Regions from separate parts of the Homo sapiens genome. Here region 1 is linked to region 2. Evidence: read pairs that join two places in POLR2A ChIA-PET (ENCODE). Cell type or tissue: K562. All regions are shown on one strand. Links, peaks and the distances in the headings refer to the core of each region. The heading gives the core; the rest is flanking DNA.

Region 1 (5,000 bases), core at 1-5,000, 100 kb before region 2:
CCTGATGCCCAATCCTGACAGGTGTTGCCGGGCCCTTCCAGGGCGGCTCCTTCAATGGCCACAGCCCTGTGGGGGTGCGTGTCATCCCTTCCCTCACACGGCAGGCTTTTGGCTTCTGGATGACTTCAGCTGGGGAAGTGTGGCCTCCTTAGTGCCTGAGTGGTCTTTGAAAGGAAGGGAGATAGAATACATGTTTCTGCCTTTTGTTGCCCTTAAGCTCATCATCTAGCAGGAAAGTCTGGCTATTTTTAAAAGAGTAGATTAATAGTAGTGCTTGAAAACCAGATAGAAAATGATCACCGATAAAAAAATGTTGAACAATTCATGGAAGACAGATGTGATGAGACCTAGAGAGAAAGGGCTGCTATGGAAATAAGAATGGTTCCAGGAACCTTGTCAGGTGGCCCCTGGGGAAGCTATATCCCCTACCCCTGCAGTAGTGGGGCAGCAGTGGCCAGTGGAGCCTGCTCCGGGGGAGCACTGGGCTCTGTGTCAATCACAGGTCGTGGGGCTTACACCTTTCAAAGAAGTCAGTGTCATGAAGGACAAAAAGAATCCTGGGTTAAAAGAGACTAAAGAAGTACCCAGAGGAGGTGTGTGCTTCTTGATCAGAGCCTGAATCTGGGATGAGGAGCTATAAAGTATGCTTTTGGGGGCAGTGGGAAAAATTTTAATTTGGACAGGAGGCTGTTCTTCATGCTAAATTTCATAGGTATGGAAAGTGTTGTGGCTGCGCAAGAGAATGACTTGTGATGTGTTTAGGGTCAGATGTCAGATATTCGTAACTTACTTTCAAAGGATCGGGAAAAAATTTGTGTGTGTATACATATATCCATAAATAGAAAAAGCAAATGTGGTAAAACGTTAATACTGAATGAGTGAAGGGTATACTGATGTTCGTTATAGTATTCTTCCATTTTTTTCTTAGGTTTGAAATTTTTTTACTCCTAGGTTTTGTTGTTATTTTTCTTTTTTGAGACAGGGTCTCTATCACCCAGGGTGGAGTGCAGTAGCACAGTCATAGTTCACTGCAGCCTCGATCTCCTGGGCCTAAGCAATCCTCTCACCTTGGCCTCCTGAGTATCTGGGACTACAGGAACATGCCACCACACCTGGCTGATGAAATTTTTTTAAATAAAAGAATTGTCTTGAAATAGCCCTAGAGCTAGAGAGGTGGGTAGCGCTTCCTCCTACATGCTCTGTCAGGGCGCACCACCCAGGGGATAAGCTAGCAGCACATTCCTCTCAGGGCCCTGTCAACACAGGTCTTCTCTAGGAGGTGGGCTCTGGCATACCCTATGACATTGGAACAGGGATTCTGAAGTGCAAAATGAACAGAAAACCAAGAATACACAACGAGAGAGAAAGAACAAGCCCCAGTGACTCTTCAGCAACACCCTCATAGGATGACAGATAAGGGGCCTGAGCTTGCTAAGTAAATAGGAAAGCTTTGCAGGGCTGGAGCAAAAAGGCAAGATGGGAAGCAGGTCCATAAGGGCGAGAGTGGGTTTGTACACAGCGCCTCTAGGACCATGGCGTGTAGAGCAGGCAGGAGCTTGTGTTTTAACCCTCATGTGGGGACCAGTGATAAGTCTTGCTCAAAGGCTTGGTGGCCAACTGGAGTTGAGTACCCTGTGTAGACCCCTGGGAGGGTTTTAGCCCTAGGGAAGGGACTAATAAACTTGCCCCAAGAGGCAGCAAATATGCTTCTCTGTTGTATCTGGGGAGGAGGGCAGGGAGGTTATTTGTTAGACATCGAAGCCCTAGGTCTGTGCCTTATGTTTTGGAGTCTAAATGTAAACTACTTATGTGCTGTAAGAAATGCCAAGTGGATACTGCAGTTTGCTTTTGATTAGTAAAAAAGAAATGCCAGGTTGAGCATTTAATCCACAAGTTGGTTCCTGACATGGTAATCCACCTGAGGTACCTGATTGAGGCAAAGATAAAGCCTGTGACACATGAGAGACATTTAAGCAATTCATACCTCATATATTTCCTATGAAAACAAAAAACAAGCTGGGCACAGTGGCCCACGCCTGTAATCCCAGCACTTTGGAAGGCCGAGTTGGGAGGGTCACTTGAAGCCAGGAGTTTGAGACCAGCCTGGGTAACACAGACCCTCATCTCTACAAAAAAGAAAAAAAATTAGCCGTGCCTGTGATTCCAGCTACTCAGGAGGCTGAGGCAGGAGGACTGCTTGAGCCCAGGAGTTTAAGACTGCTGTGAACTATGATCATGTCAATATATTCCAGCCTGGGGGACGGAATGGGAACCCGGTCTCTAAACAAAACAAAAATTTGAAAAGGAGCCCTACTTAAACGTTTACAAAGCGCAATAGAAGGTGACCCTCGTGAGCAGACCTTCCTAATGGAAGGCTTTGCTTTTAGCGAGGACCTGAGGTAACAAGACTACATTTAAAGGAGAATGTGAACTAAGTGTATTAGAAATGGTTAAAGCCATGAATAGAGCTTTAGACGCCACAAGAAAAGAATGAGATATGGAGGGTAAATCAGACAAATACGAACAAACAGCAGCGGAGGTTAAAATAGAGTCATTGAGAGGATCCTGGGATAATGGCAGAGCAGGAAGCTGTGTCCCCACCTAGACCACAGTTGCACCAGAAGGACCTGTCTGATGTAACCATTTTGGAACTCTGGAAGCTACTGAAGGCTTGCAACTTCCAGGGGAGGCTTGGATGGCAAATTGGGGTTAATTTTGGTTTCAGCTCTTGGCACAGCAGCGGCTACCCATGCCCCACAGACAGCCATGCACATGTTCTTGGAGCACCTCGCACACAGCTTGAGGGGTTCAGGGTGAGCAAGAAGGATCCTTTTCTCCAAATAGTGGGTATCTGTGCTCAGGATCCCTGATTGCTGCTTCTGATCACAGAGGTGCAGACAAAGAGGTGCGCTGCGCTGCCGTTGTTATCACACCTCCCTCAGTCGTTACAAGCCCCTCCCCCTCCAGCTGAAGTATCTTCAAGAGTATTTAAAGGGCCAGCACCAATTGCCCCCCTCTTTCATTTTTCTCTTTTTCCCCTTTTGGGAGCCAGACATTAAAAGACTAGGAAATTCAAAAACAACTATGGGGAAAATAAGAAAATTTAGAAAATTAGACAGTGACTGCATGCTCAGGGAAAGGTACAGCTCAAAAAAGATCTGGAAAGACCTTAAATTTCCATCTTGGGTTGATCCTCTGCACAGAAACAGCCTGCAACAATCAAAACAAGAACAATAAATAAAAATAACAAAAACAGCAAACCTAGGGCAAGGGGAGGAAGAATCTAATTTCTAGAGTTACCACATTATTAGACTTAACATGTCCAGTGTTCAGCAAAAAAAAAAAAAAAAAAAAAAAAGCCTACAAAGAGACAGGAAAATATGGCCATTTAAAGGGAAAACAAAATCAGCAGAAACTATCCCTAAAAGAAAGGCCAGATGATAGATCTACTAGACAGAGACTCTAAAACATCTGCCTTAAAGATGCTGAGAAAACTAAAGGAAAACCTGCAGAAAGTCAAGAAAATCATGCATGAACAAAATGGCAGTATCAATGAAGAGATAGAAAACCTATAAAGAGAAACAAACAAAAAAAGGAATTGTTGAGCCTGAGAAACAGAAAAGAAGATTGAAGAAAAGTGAACGGATCATAAGGGGTATGTGGGCTACCACCAAGCAGACCAATATATCTATTGTGGGAGTCCCAGATGGTGAAGAGAGAAAGAGGCAGAGACAACTTTGAAAAAATAATGGCTGAAAAATTCCCAGGTTTGATGAAACACACAAATATAAACATCTAAAGAAGCTCAATAAACTCCAGATGATCAAACTTTCGAAAACCAGAAAAAGAATCTTGAAAACCGCAAGAGGAAAGCTACTCATTACATGCAAGGTGTATTAGTCTATTTTTACACTGCTCTAGAGATACTACCCAAGACTGGGTAATTTATAAAGGAAAGAGGTTTAATTGATGACTCACAGTTCCACATAACAGGGGAGGCCTCAAGAAACTTACCATCACGGTGAAGGTGAAGGGTACCTTTGCACATGGCGGCAGGAGAGAGAAGTGTGTGAGAGCCCAGGAAAAACTACCATTTATAAAACCATCAGATCTTGAGAGAACTCACTCACTGTCATGAGATGGCATGGAGGAAACCCTCCCATAATCCAGTCACTTCCCACCAGGTTCCTCCCTTAACACCTGAGGATTACAATTCAAGATGCGATTTGGGTGGGGACACAAAGCTAAATCATATCACAAGGGATTCTCAATGAGATTATCAGCAAATTTCTCATCAGGAATTTTGAAGGCCTACAGGCAGTGGGCCAATGCTAAAAGAAGAAAAAAAAATGTTAACCAAGACTTGTATGCAGTAAAACTGTCTTTCAAAGATAAGGGTGAAATTAAGACATTCCCAGATAAACAAAAGCTGAAGAAGTTTTTTAGCACTAGACCTGCCTTGCAAGTAATGGTCAAGAGAGGTAATGGAGAGAAGTCTTGTAGGTTGAAATGAAAGGATACCATACAGTCACTACAAGTTGTATGAAGAAGAAAGATCTCAAAGTAAATACATGGTCAGCTATAAAAGTTTGTATTGTTGTAACCGTGGTTTATAACTCCATTTGTTTGTTTGTTGTCTGCATGATTGAAGAGATAGGGCTGGGCATGGTGGCTCACGCCTGTAATTCCAGCGCTTTGGGAGGCTGAGATGGGTGGATCACCAGGTCAGGAGATCGAGATCATCCTGGTTAACACGGTGAAACCCCATCTCTACTAAAAATACAAAAAAATTAGCCGGGCGTGGTGGCAGGCGCCTGTAATCCCAGCTACTAGGGAGGCTGAGGCAGGAGAATGGCGTGAACCCGGGAGGCGGAACTTGCAGTGAGCCAAGATCGTGCCAGTGCACTCCAGCCTGGGTGACAGAGCAAGACTCTGTCTCAAAAAAAAAAAAAAAAAGAGACATACATTTAAAAAACAATTACTAGTTTAAAAGCTGGTAT
Region 2 (15,941 bases), core at 6,262-11,261:
CTCATGCCTGTAATCCCAGCACTTTTGGAGGCTGAGGTGGGAGGGTCGCTTGAGCCCAGGAGTTCCAGACCAGCCTGGACAACATGGAGAAACCTTGTCTCTCTCTGAAAAAAAGAAAAAAGAAAAAAGAAAAAAGATTGATTGACATCTTACCTTGCATAGTGAAAGCTGGTTGGGATTGGAGGGATTGGCATTCCCATTGTGCTTGCAGCCCTCCTCCATCTTCCAGACTGTGGAACGCACAGGTGGGATAATAGAAAACCCATCTGCAATGCTGAAACCAGCTTCTAACACTCCCTGGCCTAAGGTGTTTCCACTGTGGTGCTGAACTGGGGTTCTGCCCTGTTTGGAAAACATCAGCTTTCTCTCTTTGAAATAATACCAGGAAGGCCCTGTGCCTGGATGAAGGAGCCTCCAAACCAGCTCCCCTTAAAGGCGATATTCTTCATTATTGCCGAGACCCTATAGAGCTTCTCACTGCACATTCTAAATTAATTAAGGATTCTGTTAACGGCGAGTTCTCAGGAGATGAAGACATGAAAGTTCAAGGTCTCCAACCTGGAGATTTCATGAGAAAAGCATCAAATATAGGACTTCCTCCAACCACAATAGATGGGACCACACCAGGCAGCCTCGCCAGAGAGGTCGTTTCCATCACTGGAGAACTTCAACATCTTGTTCTTCAGGCCAGGACCAGAAGGAGACAAAATAGGTATCTGGTTACCTTCAAAAATAGAAGCACTCTTCAGTTCTAGATTTCAAATTGTTAATAGTTGCCCTTATTTGTGTCATTTTTTCTTTTTCTTTTCTTGTTTTTGAGGCAGAATCTCAGTCTGTTGCCAGGCTGGAGTACAGTGGCACGATCTCAGCTCACTGCAACCTCCGCCTCCCGAGTTCAAGTGATTCTCCTGCTTCAGCCTCCCAAGTAGCTGGGATTACAGGCGCCTGCCACCACACCCGGCTAATTTTTGTATTTTTAGTAGAGGCGCAGTTTCACCATGTTGCCCAGACTGGTCTCAAACTCCTGACCTCACGTGATCCACACGCCTCGGCCTCCCAAAGTGCTGGGATTACAGGCATGAGCCACCACGCCCGGCCCATATTTTTCATTCTTAAATTGATTAGGCTTTGTGTTTCTAGATGTCCAAAGTCAACCAAAAAACCCCGAGGATGCTAGCTAGATGCTCAGAAGCCATCCGGTATGCGTGGCTCCTTCATAGCAGACGGCCTGACAGACCCCGTGCCAATCAACCTTGGCCTTGAGGCCTCACGAAGTTCTTAAGCGCCCACCGCACCTGTCCTCTTTCCCCCCATGCGGGGTGAGATGGCCCGGGAATGAGCCTTCCCAGCAGAAAAACTTACATCTAGAATGTCGATCATCACTGCTTTGAGAAGAGAAAATTTTTGATCAAACACGAGAAATGAGAAAAGAAAAATAGCCGGAGCTATGTGGGATTCTCAAAGATTATCTGGCCCAGAGACACCTGAGTACAGGGCCTCAGTCCCGCCTCCCCACTCACGCCCGGGGCAACTGCTGGAAGGCATTTTGTTCTTTCTTTTCTTTCCTATAGTGTCCGCCTGGCCGCCTCAGCGTCATCTTCATGTTCCTGGAATTTGTGACAAATAATGTACACCAATCAATAGCTTATGCCATTTTAATGCAAATTCTTGGTGAATTTAGGAGCTGCGTCTTCATTTTTCCTTTAAAAACGCACTTGCAACTGCTGCGAATGAGAGCGCGTGCATTCAGACCAACCTGAGTCTGTCCTTCCACGCTGCAGTCCTCAAACTTGGCCCCAACAAACTATTTCTATTCGTTTTGCCTGTTTTCTCCTTTAGGTTGAAAAGCTGACAGCGGGCCCCAGACACTGAGGGGGCGCCTTCCCAGCTTGGCTTCCCCTCCCCCCCACGCCCCCACCCCGTCCCCTGCCCCTCTCCAGGGCCCGTTCTCTGGCGGACGGGGCTGTGGACCAGTTCAGCCGCCCCTCCCCACCCCACCAGGGCGCTGCGGCCTCACTCCCACGTCCACGGGCAGGCCCAGCCCCTCCTGGCCTTCAGGTGACCTCAGCTGCCCGGCTGGCCCCAACTCCACCGCACAACGCAGACTGCGGGTCCCCAGGCCTGGACCCCTGGCCCCGTCCCGCCCGCGCATGTCGGGGAAGCTCTGCTCCGGCAGCCCTCGGGGTGGTGCTGGGAGGTCGCGCAGAACTGAAGGGGGCTAGGTTCGAGAAGCGCCGAGGATGGGGTCTGCGACCGCCTCCCCGCACCTGAGCTTCTCCGCCCCAGCCTGCGGCGTCTGCAGGTCCTACAAGGCGCAGAGCCCCCGCTGCACCTGCACCGAGGCCACGGGGCGCATGCGCGGCCGCGGGGGGCGGGGGCCGGGCCGGGAGGGGTCCTGCGGGCCCCGCATCCCCGTGCCCACTGCGGGGCTCGGACAGGGGGGCGCCGCGCCAGGCCGCAGACCCCGCCCTTCCGCGTCCCCACTCCGGCTGCCCGTGCGGCTCCGGACGAGGCTTCCCGGGGGCTCCGGGCCGGGGCAGCCGCGGCGCCCTCTCCCCAGGTCCACCGCGGGCGCTGCTTTCAAACAAAGGCAGGAGACGGAGCGGGAGACGCTGCCGTGACTGCTCCGGGCGGCCGCGGAGGAGGAGGAGGAGGACGTGGCGCCGCGATCGCCAGCGGTCGGGCCCGGGGTCGGGGCGCTCCCAGGCGCGCGGCGTGGGAGCGGGGGGCGGGGCGGGCGGCGCCCATCACGCGCTCCGCGGCCGGGTCCCGAGCCCCGCCGGACGCCCCCGGGCCAGGAGCCCCCGCCCGCGCCGCCGCCCCCGCCCGTGCCGGGCCCCTCGCGCTGCCCGGCCGCCCCGTCGCGCCCAGCGAGCCACCCGGCGAGGCGGGGGCGGCGTCTCCCCCACCCCCGCGATCACATGGTGACCCCCGGCAGCCAATGCAGTGGACGCTAGGACCCTGCGGGCCGCGGGCGCCGCGACTGCACCGGCGCCGCCGCATTATAAATACTTCTCCAAAATGCGGCGCAGCTCCCTGCGCGCGCCCCGGCCGCCCGCCGCCTCCGCCCCGCGCCCCTGAGCTGCCGCCGCCGCCGCCGCCGCTGCCGCCGCCGCCGCCGCCGCCGCGGGTCCGAGGGCGCCGCGCCCTTGCCCTGGGCCCGGCCGTGCCCGCCGCCGCCCGGCCGCGTCCCCGCTGCCGCGCCGCCCGGCCGGGTGCATGCATTGTGGGCCTCCCGACATGGTCTGCGAGACGAAGATCGTGGCCGCCGAGGACCATGAGGCGCTGCCGGGGGCCAAGAAGGACGCGCTGCTCGCCGCCGCCGGCGCCATGTGGCCCCCGCTGCCCGCCGCGCCCGGGCCGGCCGCCGCGCCCCCCGCGCCCCCACCTGCCCCGGTGGCTCAGCCTCACGGCGGGGCGGGGGGCGCGGGGCCGCCGGGGGGGCGCGGCGTGTGCATCCGCGAGTTCCGTGCGGCCGAGCAGGAGGCGGCGCGCCGCATCTTCTACGACGGCATCATGGAGCGCATCCCTAACACGGCCTTCCGCGGCCTGCGGCAGCACCCGCGCGCGCAGCTGCTCTACGCCCTGCTGGCGGGTCAGTGCGCCGGGCCCCCGGCTGCCGCAGTCCCTCGGGCCGGCGCGGAGCTCCCCCGCCCCGGCGTCCACGCGGACCCCGCGCCCGGCTCCCGGGGACCAGCCTGGGAAGCCCCCCGCTTTCTGCCGCGCCGGGCCCCGCGCAGGGCTGGCTATGGGCGTGGGGATGGGCGCAGGGCCCCGAGCGGGCCGGAGCCGGGGAGGGTCCGGGGTCCGCACCTGCGTCCCCGCCGCGCAGCCCCCCACCCCCACCGCCTCCCCTGTCCCCTCCCGGGCATCCTGGGTGGGGGCGGGTGCCAGGGCAGGTAGCGCCCGCCGCGGCTGGGCCCCGGCGAGTGCCTAAATATAATCTGCGGGCGGGGGAGGCCGCCTCCCGCTCGGTGCTAATTTATGAGGGGAAGACAGCCGGCGCCGCGGGGGGTGCGCGCGCCTGGCACAGCCGGGGCGGTCGCAGAGGGCGGCCCCTTCAGCGTCTTTGGGTGCCCTTCCCCTCAGAGCTTCCTGCCGGGGTGAGGGGGTTCGCTCCCATTTTACAGATGAGGCGCTTGAGGCCGCGTAGGGAGGACGCGACTCCCCCAAGGTCACGGCAGCCGAAATGCGGCTGGAAGCGGTGTGGGGCCTCCCTGCCCTGTCCCTGCCCTCAGAGCTCCCGGACGCTGGCCAGGAAGGGCTCTTGCTGGGGCCCTGGGAAGAGGGGGTCCTGGAGCCCGAGGCTGGAACGTGGGACACCCCCCTTCCTCCTCCCCCCTCCCCCCTCCCCCGCGCGGGGCCTGGTCTGCGGGGCAGCTCCCTGCCAGGATCTGCCCACCTTGGCTTCAGTAGGCCAGCGTGGGCAGAGTCCTTCCCGGCCCGGCCATCCCGAGGGTGTCCTGCCGTGTTTGGAAGCTCAGAGACCCGCCGAGGCTCATTCCAGGCGGTGGGGGTGGGTGGGGTGGCTGTCTTCACCGCAGGAAGCTTGGAAATAGGGAGAAGTAGAAAGCACCCGAGATGACCCCGGCTCCTCCACCAGGAGCGCGGCCGGGCGCGGCGTCCCTAGCGGGCTTCGCCGGGGTGGCGTCTCTGGGGCCTGGGGACCCCCGCCGCGCCGCTGACCCGCGCCCTCTGCCCCCAGCGCTGTGCTTCGCCGTGAGCCGCTCGCTGCTGCTGACGTGCCTGGTGCCGGCCGCGCTGCTGGGCCTGCGCTACTACTACAGCCGCAAGGTGATCCGCGCCTACCTGGAGTGCGCGCTGCACACGGACATGGCGGACATCGAGCAGTACTACATGAAGCCGCCCGGTGAGTCCCGCTCCCGCCGCTCCCCGACCTCCGCCCCAGACAGCCCTCGGGGGCACGCACTCCAGCGACCTCAGGGCAGGCCTGGGCGAGGGCCGGCGTGGGTGGGCCTGAGCCGGGGCCCCTGTGACCTGAGCCTTCTGGGTGACCGAGGCCTCCGGTGTCAGCGGGGCTGGGGGAGGCACGGCCGGTTCCTCCCGCTGAGTGACCTGAGCTGGCCCTGCGACGCAGTGGCTCCACCGTTCCCTGCTGTGGATGCGTCTCCCTGGCGCCTGCTGCGGTGGGGCAAGGGCCGCTGGGCTCTGTGGGTCCCATCTGGTGTGCCTTGCGGGGATGGGGTTGCCTGCAGTGCCAGGGTCCTGGGGGGAGAGGGCTTGTGTGGCAGGGGCCGGGGACCCTATTGGGGCACAGAGGATGGGGTGGGGGCAGGGGACCTGACCTTGAGCCTTGGCCTTCACTTCTGGCCTGATCGCTGGGCCGCTTAGCTGAAGGGTTTTGTCCCAGCCTCTGTGGCCTTCTATAGCTGGAGGAGCTGGGTCTGGGCTCTAGGGGGGGTGGGGGTTGTTCTCCACCCTCGGGCTGGCCCCCAGCCGCTGAGCCACACCGGTTCCCCCATGCCGGATGCCGCAGGGGTGAAGACTCTGCTCTCTGGGGTGGGAGGCTCTCTGCGATCCTGGAGCGTCTGTAGGCCAACGAGAGGGACAGAGTGTGGCCCAAAGGGTTGGGCAGGGTCTGTCAGGAGCCCGGTCAGTGTCAGGGGAGGGGCAGTGTCTGGCACCGCTGGCTGCCATGCTCCACCCCCGCGCCACGGCCTTGGTGCCTGCTGCTCTCCCTGACCCTTTCCTAAACCCAAACAGAGCATCTGAGCAGCCCCTGAGCCCTGGCCAGCCTCTGCTTGGGAGGGGAAACGGGCCATGAGGAAGCACAGGCCACAGCAACACAGGGGGCTCCGGTGGGCACACGGGGCATGGCCCTGCTCCCTCTGGGCCGTGGCCTCCCTGGTGTGAGGGAGTGGAGGGGTAGCTGGCAGGGCTGCAGGAACACCCCACGAGGGCAGAGGCTGGATAGCTGCTGATGGCCCGTGGTGGATTCTGGGAGCTGCTTGTGCACATGGGGAAACCGAGTCTTGGGAGGAGTGAGGTGTGCCCAGGGCCACATGGTGCTGGGGGTTGCTACTTCTGGGATGGCCCTGATCTCTCGTCTTGCCTGGGTAGGTAGAGGCAGAACCCCTGGGTGGTGGGCAGGCCAGCTGGTGGGAGGGATACTGGTCCAGGATCCCCTCCTTGGAGGTAGAGATGCTGTGTGGGTAGGGAGATGGGGGGTTGGGTGTGGGAGACCCCAGGGGCTCCAGGACAGGGGGCCGAGGAGGGGCAGCCCTCCTGGGAACCCTGGAGCTGCACAAAGCTTGGAGGGCCCAGCTGCTCGTGTCTGTGGCGATGGCAGCGGTGCCCAGTGGCTCCCCCCCACGCTGCTTCTCCTTGAAGGGCCTTCAGTACCCCTTTAGCTGCCTGCCAGGCCTCAGTGTCCAGCAGTGAAGGAGACAGAGGTCCCCTTCATGGAGCCAGCAGGCTGGTGGCTGTGCAGAGGGGCAATGGGGAGGGATGGGAGGGCTTCCCGGGGCTCGGGGCAGGTGCAGAGCCTCCTTGAGTAGGAGGCTGGATGGGCCACAGGCAGGCTGTGTGGCCCTCCACTGGCCAAACCCTTGGTCTTCAGAGAGGTCTCTGGGTGCCACCTCTGCCTTTGGCTGCTGGAGGTGGCTGGGCTTCCCCTGTGGCCAGTGCCTGCAGGTTCCCTCCCACAACCGCCCCAACCTGCCCCTGCACCTCTCCTCCTCCCCTGCCGGTTCCCCTCCCCCACGACCGCCACCTCCTGGCTTCGTGCCTGACTCGAGGTGAGAATTGGGCCGTGCTGTGGATGGGGTGATGGCCTGGCCACTTGGCCTACTGCCAGGAGAGGCCGGGGCCAGAGGGGCCATCCCCTGTCCCCCACTTGGATTTATAGGAAAGCTCCTCCTGGGCTGCAGGGAGCCTTCTGGACGCACTTTGCTGACCCCTGCCCTTTGCGGCCCTCTGCTGTGGGTGCTGGAGTTTGCCGTGATGGCCCGGGTGACCCTGGGTGGCCAGAAGCCACAGCAGTTTGGCTGCACCATGGCCTGTTCAGGGTGGCCCGGGCCATCAAGGCATTTGGTCTGGGAGTAGCTGGGCAGAGGGCAGCGGCCTGACTGGGCAAAGCCTGCCCCAGCTCTTGGTCTCAGAGGAGGGACTCGGGCCTTTGACCACTACTCTGAGCAGCGCAGCCTCCAGGCTTGAGTGGGTCCTGGCTGTTGGCCTGTTGGGTAACAGGTGTTGGGCTGGCTTTCTCTGCTTAAGGAGCTCTGGAGGGGGGCTCTACCTGCTTGTCCTGAATAGTGGCTGCCCCCTCCCTTGGCTCCAGCAGAGCTGGTAGCTAGGCCCCGGGGGCTGCCGGGATTGGGTGTCCCACTGCCCTGGCTTGGTGTCCAGCTGGAGGGGGCAGTGCCAAGGGCCCTGTCTCACCCCAGAGGTGGAGGGGTCTCCCCAGCCTTCCTCACCGGGTGTCCCTGACCGCCCTATCCCCTGCAGGCTCCTGCTTCTGGGTGGCCGTGCTGGATGGCAACGTGGTGGGCATTGTGGCTGCACGGGCCCACGAGGAGGACAACACGGTGGAGCTGCTGCGGATGTCTGTGGACTCACGTTTCCGAGGCAAGGGCATCGCCAAGGCGCTGGGCCGGAAGGTGCTGGAGTTCGCCGTGGTGCACAACTACTCCGCGGTGGTGCTGGGCACGACGGCCGTCAAGGTGGCCGCCCACAAGCTCTACGAGTCGCTGGGCTTCAGACACATGGGCGCCAGTGACCACTACGTGCTGCCGGGCATGACCCTCTCGCTGGCTGAGCGCCTCTTCTTCCAGGTCCGCTACCACCGCTACCGCCTGCAGCTGCGCGAGGAGTGACCGCCGCCGCTCGCCCGCCCGCCCCCCCGGCCGCCCTGTCCGCCTTTGCCCGCCTGCCCGCCGCCCGGCGCGGCCTGCTTTCAGACGCTCAATTGGCGTTTGTGTTGGGTTTCCCCTTTTCAACATCCTGCGGTTGTCTGGCTGGTTCCGGGGGGTGCGGGGCTGTTGTTCTTCGGCGACACTTTGGTGGGGGTGGGTTGTTTGTCGCCATAGCCCCTCGCCCTTCCCCACCTGCCTGGGCGGCTTGCCACCTGAAGAGTGGCATCTTGGACCACCGCGGCTGTCCATGACGCTGCCCTGCCCGCCGCCACTGGGGAAGGCCCAGCCTTGCTCACCAAGCACAGAACCTCTGCAGCAGATCCCGGGGCCAGGCTCCGGCCCCGCCTGCGGCCCCAGCGCCACTGCCTGTGGAGGCCCCAGCTGGCCACGGCGCTGCTTTGCTCCGCGCATGCCGAGGGTGTGGCCCGGCTGAGCATGCCGCATGCACACAGCCCCGCCCTGCCGCCCTGCCCAGACTGGACCCGGAGACCCGGGCTGGTGAGCGCCCCTGTCCCCAGCCCCCAGCTGGCTGTGGGAGGGCCTGCCCCTGCCCCCACCTCCTGGAGGGCCTGGTCTGCCCCGCGCCGCCCGGCTCTGTCCACACCTGCTTTGCTCTGACGCCCTCCATTTCTCTGGCTCCGGCCCCTCCCCTGCCTGGGCTGTGCTGACTGGTGTCATCACCCAGGTGACTCCCATGGCGTCCGTGGCACAGCCAGGGTGGGGGTCCATGGGACCCCTCTCCCCAGTGCCCACTGGATCGTGCTGGCCTCTCCCAGATGTCCCCGGGGACCTCCTGCCTCTGGCTGACGGTCCACCCTGTGAATCTTATCAGCCCAGGCTGCTGCCAACAGCGCCCAGCCCACAGCTTCTCCCAGCCTGAAACCAACACATTTTCTAATAAGTTATTTAGACAGAATAGCACTCTGCATGACTTTAATTCTTGGGACAAAACGGTAGTTTGTACCCTAAGACACAGTTTCTGGCCCAGTGTGATGGGGGTGGGTGGCCGGGTGGGTGGAGCGTTTTGCTGTTGGAAACCTGGAGGGAAACCCTGATTGGATGTCATTTCCTGCCATGGAGCACGCCTCCCAGCCCTGGCCTGCAGTGTGGGCAGGGTGGGGGGCAAGGGAGTCCGCAGCCTCCGGGAGGAGGGGCAGGGCGCTGCCTTGGGCTGGGTGGGAAGAGGGGTGGCCGCCTCGGCTTCCGCTGGCCATGCTCCTGGTCTCTCCTTCCTGAGGTCACAGGCAGGGGCTGCCCTGGACGGGGGGCGGGGGGGGTGGCCTGGAAGGGGAGACAGAGGTGGAGGGTGGCACAGGCTGCACATTCAGCTTAGAAGTGGACCTGGCTTTGGTGGCAGGAGAAGAATAAACACTTGCCCAGACCCCTTTGTGTGGGGGAATTGGGGAGGGGTCGTGGCAGGCAGGGTGGGCCACGGAACTGGGTCCCAGGCATCAAGGCCACGTGCAGGGCCATGGAGGGATGCTTCTCACGAGGCGCTTCAGAAGCGAGCGAAGGGACAGAGAAGCCCTGCGTCCAAGGGCCTTTTGTCCTGTTAGCAATTGAGGTGTGCAGAGCACTGTACAGACCCCACTCCCCTGTACATTCCTCCCTGGAGGTGCCCGGTCCCCGCTTGGGGATGGGAGTTTTGTAGACTGTACAGAAATCGGCACCCTATTTTCTTGCAGCTCAGATTTTGTTAATCTGGAATATACAGACAGACGTAAAGTGTTTTAGCAAAATGGAAACAAACAGTTGTGCCTTTTTCCTCTTTTGGTTTGGTTTGGGTTTGGCCTGGGGCTGGTCCCAGTTGGTGCGGGGCATGCTGGGGGCAGGAGGGGCAGGGCGGGCCAGGTGGAGTCAGGTCTTGGGGGTGTCATGTCGGGGTGCTGCCAGCGTCCCTTGGTCCTGTGCCTTTGGAGCCTCGGGCTCCTGGGGTGCAGGGTGCTTGGGGGTGGCTGTTGGAGCCCACCGACGCCAGGGCAGGGCCTGGAGGCCCAGGGACTGCCAGTGTCTCCTTGATATTGATCCTAGCAGATCCCCCTCCTGGGGGTTCTGAGAGTCCTGGGCAGTGTGGCCTTCTCTCATTCTGGTGGCATCTGCGCCCGTGAGTGACCTCTTCCTTGGCTGCACTGCCCTGTGGGTGGTGAGACGCTTGGCCTTTTTTGTTGCTGCCAGGACTTGGTAGAGATGGCAGGAAGGGTGTGCGGGGTGGTTGTGTGCAGAACCCTGCCGCCCCTGAGGTGAGCAGAGGCACTGGTGTGCCTGCCAGGCTGGGGCGGAGCTGCCCGGAACCCTTGCCAGGCCAATGTGTAGCTTGGTGGCGCCCTTGAAGGCCACTGGGGGGTAGGTGTGTCCTCCCCCGGGGCTGGAGGCCGGGTGCCTGGTGGGTGGGCCTGACCTGGCCCACCTCATCCCTCCAGCCTGGGATCTCACTGCTCTGCACATGTGCACTGACGTGAATTTTATACGTTTGTAGAAACTCTGATGTAACTTCTTCTACCTCTGAAGCGCCCTCCTGGGCCCTGCTGTCACGTGGCTGGTGCGGCTTCCCCGAGTGCTGGCCCCCTGCCCGCTCCCCATGGGCACCCACCACTCAAACTCTGCGTGGTGAGGCCCGGGGAAAGCCAGGCCGGGCCCTAGCACTGCTCAGGGGCCTGGGGCTCCTGGGATTTCTGTGTGTTTGGAAGCCTCTGTTTTTGGAGTGGGGGGCGTGGAAGGCGGGAGGGGCTGACAGTGCCTGGGGCCAGAGCTGGGCGAAGGAGGACATCCTCACTGGACGAGCACTGCAGGCCTGACGAGAGGCTCCGGGCAGCTGAGGGCTGAAGCGCCTCGGGATGCCCCACACTGCCCAGAGCCACGGGTCTTGCTGTGCTGGGGGTGGGGTGGCCCCAGGCAGCTGCCACTGCCCAGGTGTGAGTCGCTGCAGACCTGGTCCCTGAGGGTGGGAGGCCTGCTTGTGCTGAAGCTGCCATGTGGTCTGGCCCCCAGAAGGGCTCCTGAGCGTAGGGAGTTGAGCCCCGCAGCCGTGGCGGCATCTCCTCCTCCTTCCTCCGCCCCATGCCCAGCCTTGCTTCCGGCTGGTGGCATGCCTTGGGGCCGGGCAGCAGGTGAGAAGCTGCCCCCGGAGGGAGGGGCCAAGGGCTGGGTCAGTCTGGCCTGAGGGGTGGATGGCTGGCCCTGGGGGAAGGCTGGGCCTGGGAGGCCCTGTGGACAGCAGGCCTGAGGCCACGAGGTCCTGGGGCCACCCCTCTCCTGCTCTGGGTGTCCTTCTCAGAGAAGATGGCAGAAGGCTGCAGGCCCTAGAGGGGACGACGGGCTGGGGACGCCCTGAGCTTCCTGGCTGTGTGGCAGGTGCTGGGGAAGCTCTCTGGGCCATAGGGACCTGGCTCCCCTCTGAGAGGCCCGCCTGCCCTGGGGCACCCAGGGCTGTGCTGGTGGCCTGAGGCTGGGAACTTGGGTTCCTGGGCTCTGCTGGCGCCTGGGCTTTGTGGGGGCCGAAGGTGGTTGCCCCGCCGGGCAGGGGGCTGTGTGGGCCCTCGTGGGGCCACCTTCCTGTCAGTGCCCGAGGGACGGTGGGACAGTTGCCCCTGCGCCAAGGGAGCCCACTGCCATCCCCCGTGGGCTGGCGCTGCAGTCGCGCACCCTGTGTTGCCTGCTGACTTGCTTATGTCTGTTTGGAAGCTGCTTCTGTTTGGCCACAGGCCTGTGTTCCTGGGCTGATGGCCACAGAGCTGACACTTGGGGTTTGAGTTCCAGACTTGCAGACCCTGGGATCCGCTTACTCCTCCGCGCCACGGCTGCTGTGCTTCCAGAGGTGGCGTGATGCCTCCCGGGGCCATGGTGGGGTGAAGGATGGCGAGCCGGACATACCATTGTTGGATGTATTTTTTTTAAAACAGCAATAATTAGCCATTTTAAAGGAGGGATGTACCTGTGTGTGTGCATGTGCACGTGTTTGAGCGTGTGTGTGTGTGCAAGTGGGTTCTTGGATATGTGTAGTGTGAGCATGTGTGCATGTGTGAGCCTGTGCACGTGCATGTTGTAGGTGCATAAGCATGTACACGCGTGAGCATGCATGTGTGTGTACACGTGTATAGGTGTACATGTGCATGAGTTGTGTACATGCGTGAGCACGTGTATAGATGTACGTGTGTGTGCGCATGTGTGCGTGTACATGTGTTTGTGTCTTGGGTATGCATAAGCATGCACGTGTGTATGAATGTGCGTGTGTATGCATGAGCACGTATGCATGTGTGATGCGCATGTTCTTGTGTACTTCTCTGAGGGGGCACATATGTATGAGTGTATGAGTGCATACATATGCATATGGTGTACGTGTGTGTACTTTGTGTGTGGGCATGTATGCGTATGAGTACTTGTGTGTGGCTGGTGTATGGGTGAGCATGCACATGTGTATGGATGCATATGTGAGCTGTACATGTAGAGTGTACATGTGTGTTGCATGAGCATGCATGCGTGCGAGTGCCTGTGTGTGTACTTGCATATATGTGGCTGTGCAGGTACCCGGCGGTGGTGGGCTGGCAGTGCCCGGGGAAGCAGGTCCTGCTCACGGCTTCCCTGCTGGGCCCCAGGCCCCGGGCTGAGCCTCCCTGGCCCCTCTTGCCCCTCAGTGGAGCAGGGCCTGGGTGGAGGGCCTGGGCAGCTCCAGGGCAGGTCCGGGGAGGCCAGGCTTGGGGAGCACAGGGGGTGGGGTTCACCTGCTGCTGTTTGTTCCCGAAACTGTACTGTGAGCCCACGGCGGGGGCAGATTGTTCTGAGGCCCCAGATGTGCCAAAACAGCCCCCAGGGTGGGGGCGAGCGAGTTCTGAGGAGAGGGGCTGCGGGGGCCGGGGGTGGGTGTGTGCCCCTCCCCTGAATGGCCCCCAATGCTGCTGTTTTTCAATAAAACCAGAGTTGAAGGCACCTGGCTCCCGTGCTCTCTTGAGGCGCTTCCTGCCCACTGTGTGGCAGGGCTGGCTTTCAGGGATGTGGCCCCACCCTTGGTTGCCCAGTTTGGCCCCCGCCGCCTCCCCCTTCTCCCCTGGCCACCCCCTTTCCCCACCTCGGCTCCCCTACACCTGGCCAGGCTGCCCTGCAGCCAGCACTGCCCCCTGGAGGGAGTGTAATCCAGGAGGTGGGGCAGGGGGGCTTGGTGGCCCCATGGGCTGAGGCCCCTCCCCCAGCAGGCACCCAGCCGGGTGGGCTTTGCCCATTCACTCTCAGGCCTGGGATCCCCCTGAGCAGCTCCTGGGCCCTGCCCTCCCCCAGCTCTGTGCTTGGTCCTGGGTACTCTAACTCCTGGCAGACAGCTTGTCCCCCAGCCCTTGCCCCCGCCCCATTTTTGCCACCCCAGTGGGACAAGGCCCCGCTGCCCTGTCCTCCTGGGTCTGGGGTTCCCAGTTCCTGTGGTTATGTCGACCCTTGCCCTGGCAGCCCCGGCGCCTGCCTGCCTGGCCCCTCGGAGGAACAGCGGTGCTGAGGGAGGGTGTGAGGTGAGCGGGCATTAGAGCCCACCAGGATGGGGGTGGACCCCCAGTGTCTGTGAGGGAGGATGCCAGGGCTGGGGTCCAGGCCGAGGGTGCTGCAGCTCAGGGCTGTGGGGTGGGGAGCTTGGTGTCGGGAGTCTCACAGACAGACATGGGGTGGACACAGACCCCTGCCCTGGCAGGTCCCCGTCAGGATGCCAGTCTTGTTGGCAGAGGAACTCCTGGAGTCTGGGGGTCCCCCAGCTCCACAGCCGGTCCCCTGGGCCACTTTCCTGGTAGGGGTTTCCTTGGCCCGGCTTCTGCCTTTCCCACCCTCCCAACCCGTGCCGCCAGGCCCTCCAGCCAGGACCCTGAAGGAACCCCAGGCTGCGAGTATCTTTCCAAGGGCAGGGGCAGGGGCAGGGCTGCCCCTCAGCCTGGAGGGCTAGGCAGCCTTGGCCTGGGCTCGGGTTACGAACAGCAAAGCCCATGTGGGACATCCCACTGAAACTGCGGCAGGATGGAGGCCTGGGTGCGGCGGGTACATCAAGGCCTGGCGGGCCTGTTGGGGCTCAGAGTGCTGCCCAGGGAACGCAGGCAGGGGCAGCACCGCGCTGGTGGGAGGGCCCAGCAGTGGCTACGGGCAGCTCCCTGGATCACTGGGACGTCCCACCACAATGGGGGCAGGCCCGGCCACCCAGGACCCACACACATGGGAGGCGGTGAAAATGTTTTTGAAGCCAGGAGAAAATCAGGCTGTCTCGGCCAGAGTGGGTGTTCTCTTCCTGGGGAGAAACCAAATGCTTCCTTGAGCCACAGGATGGGCACCTGGCTCCCCCAGGGGGCAGGAAGCACCAAGAGGGGCGAGGCTGGTGTGGCATAGCAGCAGGACTGTGATCTGGACTCAGCTGTCCCTGCCTCCCCAGCACCGCACACGCTGTCAGGCAAATGCTGCGTAATTGAAGGGAAGAAGGAACGGACTTCCAGCACCCGCAGACCACAGCAGCGAGGTCCTGACCAATTCATTGTGATGACCCAGGTCACCCAGAAAAGATGACCCATGTTCAGTGGGCACAGGCAAGCCGCGTGGGTGACACAGCCGCCACTTGAAAGAGGGCAGGGTGGTACACACGGTGGTGGTGGGGAAGGCCACTGCTCAAACCCACAGCACCATCTGCACCCCATATACTCACCCCTGGCCGGCCTCCTGCAGTGGCACCAGGTGTCCCCACGAGGAGCCAGCACCTTGATGGTGAGCCTGAGTGCTGGCCGCTCTGTGGGTGGCAGCCGGAGGTGACATCCCTGAAGGGTACAGGGGGCCCTGTGCCCCACTTCAAGGGATGCTCTTGGAGCCCAGACCCAGACCTGGGTAAGGAAGTACATGGGAGGGGCTGAGATACCCGGGGGGGGGGGGGTGGCCTGAAAGCAGGACCCCGGGAGCACATTTCCAGGGGCCACCACAGAGACAGGGAACCATGGTACAGGGTGAGGATGCGGCTGAAATCCTGGCTGGCGCACTTTTGAGCCCTGTGACCTTTTGGTGCCTCAGTTTCCCCACGTGCAAAGAGGGGATCGTGTTGGTGCCTCTGTCGCAGCCTGCTGTGAGGTGGAGGTGAGTCACAGGTGTCCTGCTGGGCTGGCAGTGAGGCCACTGTGCATGAGGGAAGGCAGAGGGGCACGTGGGACGGGAAGAGTCTGGAGGAGCTGCTTGGAGCACTGGCTGTCTCAGGAGCCAGCCTGTTTGCAGCCACTGGTCACTAGCCTGCAGGAGGCTCATGGGAGAGACCTTGTGGCCTGAGAGCATGTGACCCCAGACGCCCGCGGGTCCTCGGTGGCCCCTAGGCTGCATCCATGGGGGAGGCCTGCAGTGGGTGGCCAGGTCTTCTCATAGAGGGGCTCCTCTGGTCCTCCTGACACATCAGTCGGGAACACAAGCTCTAGGGGCCTCAGTGCCTGCGGGGAGGCTGTGTTCTCTCCATCTCAGTACAGGGCTGCACGCTGGGCTGGCCTGGGAGGACGGTGCACGCCCTGGGCCATGGCTTCCTAAAGCGAAGGGAGCCAGCAGGGGGTGACACCATAGGGCGTCAGAGCTGGTGGCTTCTTGGACACCTGCCGGGGGGAGCAGCTGCTGAGCCACGAGGCAGCCCCCTCCCCTGGAATCCATGGGAGAGGGAGCTGGGAGTGCCTACCCAGTCTGGAGTGTCTGGCCCAGACCCAGCCTGGGTCACTCCCAACTGGGGGCACTCAGCCCTGCCCCGGCCAAGTGGCTGGGGGTGGTGGACGCGGCACTTCCCACTCACAGGAAGAATTCACTCAGACAAGGATGAGGAGGGCTTTGCACAGGCATTTACTCCAGGGGATGGCGGGCCACCCCAGCCCCAAAGGGTTAATGCGTCCTGGGGCGTACAGAGCTGGTGACCTTGGGGAAGGCCACACAATGGACTGCTGGAAACCAGTTCTCTCCTCCCACTGTTGCCTGGGGCTACAGACAAAATGAAGGCGAAAAATGCAGGGGTGGGGGCTGGGTGCTGGCAGGGGACCCAGGGGCAGCCAGGCTGTTGCTGGGAGACTCAGTGCGACATGGGCCTGGCGGAGGGCCCCA

Evidence for each region. Peaks named below come from ENCODE experiments on the same cell type or tissue, not always from the same donor. Only the 100,000 strongest peaks of a DNase experiment are listed, where the experiment ranks them.
Region 1: POLR2A ChIA-PET joins it to region 2 with 5 read pairs; 2 of 35 experiments call an interaction of 5 or more read pairs at or near these places.

What each region holds. Positions count from the first base shown.
Region 1 is chr4:1,961,718-1,966,717 of GRCh38, forward strand. The region is part of intron 18 of NSD2 (nuclear receptor binding SET domain protein 2); the gene reads left to right. Among named protein-coding and RNA genes, the nearest start is that of MIR943, 22 kb to the right of the region's middle. In K562, for the core only: no CTCF peak of the experiment used is centred there; a DNase peak (open chromatin) is centred at 2,944.
Region 2 is chr4:2,056,293-2,072,233 of GRCh38, forward strand. NAT8L (N-acetyltransferase 8 like) reads left to right here and starts at 3,035. Exons shown (of 3, transcript NM_178557.4): 1 at 3,035-3,595; 2 at 4,706-4,870; 3 at 7,468-12,797. The coding sequence starts at 3,220. The coding sequence ends at 7,835. POLN (DNA polymerase nu) reads right to left here. Exons shown (of 26, transcript NM_181808.4): 26 at 15,626-15,941. The coding sequence ends at 15,822. RefSeq lists enhancers at 10,240-10,853, 13,364-14,045. In K562, for the core only: no CTCF peak of the experiment used is centred there; DNase peaks (open chromatin) are centred at 6,714 and 8,279.